Linked DNA regions of Homo sapiens: region 2 is linked to region 1. Evidence: read pairs that join two places in POLR2A ChIA-PET (ENCODE). Cell type or tissue: Panc1. All regions are shown on one strand.

Region 1 (2,500 bases):
TCACTATGGAACAAAGGAAATCAAACTCTTCAGTAGACCTGAAGAGGGAATATCACAGGTGATGGTACTCCCATGGCTCTACCATTCTTAAATTGATACCACAAAATCAGCAGTCAAGTATACAGGACAGACGTAGGCTTTGAAACAAAATAGACCTTGATTTAAATCCAGCATCTAACAGTTACTATAAGAATGAACCTCAGATAGGCCTGAGCCTTGTAAGAGGTACCATTCCTAGGAAACTGACCTTTGATTCACCCAGTCCCACAACAAGCACTCAAAAATATGCTGAGGTTATTTTGTACCAGTGACTTGCAGATGGTCACACAGATTAAAAAAAAAAAAAAAAGAGCTCATCTGGCAGAATCAGAATCATCACACTGTGTAGCATGCATTGAGTGCACCTGTACCTCCATCTGGGAGTCAGCTACACTGCCTCCTACTTTGTGTAATTGGTACCATACGCTTCCACATCCTTTGTGATTAAAGAAACTTCACATCCTTTCACTTATGTCTTTGGTGCCTCTCCATCAATCATTTCACTATTCTGTGATTGCACTATTGTGACAAGCCCACATTATCTATATGACCTAGACAAATTACTTAAACTTCTGAGTCCCAGTCCCTCATCTGCAGTATCTGGTATGTAATAGCAGTTTAACAAATGATAGCAACGATTAAAACATGATTTTTCAATAATCTCTCAACTGCAACATCTTTTATCTTTCTTTATACTCTTTCTTACTTCATATGCTTAATCATTCACCAAATCACATCAATTCAATATATTTATTCTATGAGCCTTCTTCTTCATTTCCATAAGTTTAGAAAACTCTGTATACTATACCCCTCACCTTCTTGGAAATTTACAAAACATGTTGCTATTTAAAGACTAATAATTCCTAAAGAAAATAAACGTGACTTTATTTAACTCAATGTTAAATGATTGCCTCTAGAACTGTTTTTTGGCTCCCTCATAGTACATGTCTTCATACCTTTCAAAATTGATGTTCCATGGGACACAATTTGAAAAAACCGGGCGCACATACTGAAGCCAAAACTGCCTAGTCTGAAACCCAATAGTCTTTGCCTCAACCCTCTAATCTGAGCAAAACCTCCATTATTGCATCATCTTATCTATTTTCCTTCATAAAATCTCTGCCAAGCTTATTTATTAATTGTTTTCCGAATAGATTCTGTAATTCCTACATTCAACTTTTCCTACCCAGCCCCTCACCCTTTGCCCGCCCCCCCATGACCAGTCTGGAATGCTAATACCCCTCTTCTCACCCACTCAAATCCTATCTGTCCCCTGAGACTCAGCTAAACCTAACCTCCCTTAATCATTGGAGTCTGAAGGGCCTTCTTTAACTGTACCTGTAGAACAATTAATTTGACTTTTAAATATTTCTTTTGTTATTTAAAACATGAGCATTTTGATACATTTTGTCTCTTTAACTAGATTAACTCCTCGGTCACATCTCCATATCTTCATTTACCTTATAGCATCTGACATAGTACCAAACACATATAACATTAACTCAAAAACTATCTGTGGATTTGCTTTAAGGAAATTGTCTTCTCTCTAATAATGTAAATAGGTATGAAGGAGCTTTTGCTACTGCATGGAACCACATACTTTTAGCATCTGTGCTGGCTGCAGTAAGTTAGACAACACAAATATTCAAAAGCTGGATTGAAAAGCTTTGAAAAGAAATTAAGTTATTCTGAAACTTTAAGTTCTTCCATTACAAACTAAGAGCGAAACATAAGCCATGAAAAATTTGACCTAAGAAAAGATTCAGGATAATTAAGGCAGTTTTTAACTTAGCTCTACAATAATAAATAATGAACCCAAATATTGATGTTTAGTGAGGACAGTAACAATATATTTCTAAATAATTTTATTTATTTAAATTTGATTCATTTTTATCTTGATTTAGTTATAAAACAAAGTAGTCCAAATTTACAGTCTTTATATTTGTACTGTAACTGTCATTTTAAAAATCTGCCTATATATTTTTTACAAAAGAAATCTGCAGTATTTCTTTCCCATAAGAAATACTGCCTACTACCAGTGTCACTCTTGCTTTTCTCACCAAATATGGCAAAATTCTAGGATTTTAGATCTATGTAGGAATTCTAACCAACGATCTTAGCCCAAGCTATCTAGTCACCCAGATGAAAACAGTTCTGTGGTTCTGTGTCTGTTTTCTCACTCCACTGCATGTGGGAAATTCATACAAACCTAGGGCAAGCCCAGTTAGCATACTGTTTTTATGTTGTTGTGTGTTTATAAAGGAGTAATTCTAAAAGTAGATATTACATGTGTGGGAAAGTATGATGAGCTCACAATGAAAATGAAATTTATTACTATTCAGAGATTTGGGAGAAAAGTCAAAGATAAAAGAGACAGGATAAAGTGGCAAGTCACTGGAGATTAAAGGTCAGCATTCTTATAGAAAACATTAAACAGTGCAGTTTTGTATGAAATTAAGAG
Region 2 (2,500 bases), 160 kb after region 1:
TAAGATAGGCACACCTTGAAAACCACTGCCCTAAGAGGAAGTGGGAGACAAGGGCAATCGCTTCCCACATATGAAGCCCTTTCAGCATCCCCCTCAGTATCAACTCCCTTTTCCCCTCCCAGGAGAGCAAAGAGTCATTTGGGGGGCAGAATACCTGGACTGAACCCTCCGTTGTTTCCAGTGAAAATTGCCAGCTTCTGATTTAAGCTTCTAATATTTAGGCATACATATATATTATATATTATAAACATATACACACATATAAAAGCCCAAATATATGTGTGTGTGTATACATATATATGTACACATCTATATAAGCCTGGTGACAGAGCGACACCCTGTCTCAAGAAAAAAAAAAAAAGCACTTTTGCATGGCTTATTCTCTTTCTTTCCCTGGCTTCGCTCATGAAATCATTGGGTTCTCCTAGAGACATGTCCTTAATTAGTTACCTGCATAAGAATTATCATCTAAAAGGATTCACTTTTGCGAAGGCAGCCTGACACCCAACTTTTCCATTTCTAGCTCAGGGATATCTTGATAAATGTATCTCACTCCTGAGTAAATCAGACATATTGCAAAGAGGAATGATAGTAATTTTTAAATGATGCAAAAGAAATCAGTATTAGTATGTCTCAGAAAGTTCTAAGTTCAAGTTCCTATGTTTCAGATAAGCTATATATATATATATATATATAGAGAGAGAGAGAGAGAGAGAGAGAGAAAGAAAGAGAGAGAGAGAGAGAGAGAGAGAGAGAGAGAGAGAGCCAGGAGTTTGAGAGTAGGATGAGCAACATAGTGAAACCCTATCCCTAAAAAAAAATTTTTTTTTAATTAGCCAGGTGTAGCTAGGACAGTCCTAGCTACTTAGGAGGATTGCTTAAGCCCGGAAGTCCAAGGCTGCAGTGAGCTATGATGGTGCCACTGCACTCCAGCCTGCGTGACAGAGTGAGACACTGTCTCTAATGTCTCTACAATCACCAGCAGGACCCTCAATAGTGTAACTTAGTAGAATTAAATATACTGAGGGCAAAAAGCACGGCTTCTAGGAGCTGAGTAACTTTGTGCAAGTTATTTAATTTCTCCAAGGCTTAGTTTCATATTTGTTAATGTGGGTAATAATACTCACTATACAAGGATTTTTGAAGATTAAGTTTTAAAATCTATCAAGAAATGCCTAGCACAACGTCAGGCATATAATAGGCACTAAATAAATAATAGTTTCTTGTTCCTTGAGACATGTTTCTGAACTGGATTGTACTTTTTTTTCCTGAAATTCTTGAGAATGACTGGATTCCAATTGTTACATGGTACTAGGGGCAGTCTATTAAAAAGTACAGATCCTCATTAACACAATCTGACATGATGCTGGCAGAGCTCTCAAAAACAAGGAACTCATAGTTTTCTTTAGTTTTAGCTTCTATATGAGAAAAAGTTTATTTTTATAGTGTATTTGAACAAATAGAACTGACCTATGTTTTAAAATATATAAAGCTGATTACATGTACAACTGTGTGTCCAAACTTCTGACATGTTAGACTATCATCACTGTTTTCCACTTGGACTCAAGGATGTTAGGTTTCAGCATATGGCTGCCAAGGAATGAAGTCTCATATAGAGTGGGGGCATAAGGCCTGGCCCAACAATCTTCTGTAGGAATCTATGTTCCCACCTAGATTGAGTGCCTAAGCACCAAGTAACACTGAAGCAATAAAATCACTTCTTTTTCATTTTGTTTTGTTTTTAGATGGAATATAGGATTTTATTTTATTTTTATAATTTCAACTTTTATTTTAGATTCAGGGCACACATGTGTAGATTCATTATGTGGGTATACTGCATGATGCTGAGGTTTAGGGTACAATTGATCGTGAGCATAATACCCAACAGTTAGTTTTTTAAACTTTGCCCTCCTCCCTCCCATCTAGTGGCCTCACTGTCTATAATCACTTCTGAGAGAAAAAGAAAGCATGTACCAGAAGAAGGTTAAAAGTAAAAATATATATAAGACATAGAGTTGTAAGAGGAATAGACGAAATTATGAGAAACGGTAAAAAATTAATGAACAATAATTATTGGCAAAGTAGTTAATATAAGAGACATACAGTTCTAGCTTACTATTTGTAATTTCTAAACTCAAAATAAGTCTGTCCAGATGGATGGATGAGTGAATGAATGGATGGGTGATGGATGGATAGCCACAGATATTAAAGATGTTATCATAGATTGATAGCTGTTGAAATGAATTGAATAAGGAAGAGCATATACCAAATTTCTGAACAGGCATACACTACAATTCCCAGATGAAGGCTTTATTTTTCCATGTGTCTTTGTCATTTTCCTTTTATGTATTACCACCTGGTGCCCTTTTGTTCCCCAGCCTAGCCCCATAAGAATGCAAGTTGCTTGGCAACTGATCCATTCACTCAAGTGTCTCAAGGAAATAACCCTAGTTCCTAGGATGGTGCATGATCCAAGTTATTATAGTAAGTTCTAGTGTTT

Evidence for each region. Peaks named below come from ENCODE experiments on the same cell type or tissue, not always from the same donor. Only the 100,000 strongest peaks of a DNase experiment are listed, where the experiment ranks them.
Region 2: POLR2A ChIA-PET joins it to region 1 with 10 read pairs; 2 of 35 experiments call an interaction of 5 or more read pairs at or near these places.

The regions. Positions count from the first base shown.
Region 1 is chr4:123,806,001-123,808,500 of GRCh38, reverse strand. All of the region lies in intron 3 of LINC01091 (long intergenic non-protein coding RNA 1091), which reads right to left. Among named protein-coding and RNA genes, the nearest start is that of LINC01091, 160 kb to the right of the region's middle. In Panc1, no CTCF peak of the experiment used is centred here; no DNase peak of the experiment used is centred here; H3K27ac peaks cover 484 bases.
Region 2 is chr4:123,643,777-123,646,276 of GRCh38, reverse strand. No RefSeq gene overlaps it. Among named protein-coding and RNA genes, the nearest start is that of LINC01091, 5.0 kb to the left of the region's middle. In Panc1, no CTCF peak of the experiment used is centred here; no DNase peak of the experiment used is centred here; H3K27ac peaks cover 1,496 bases.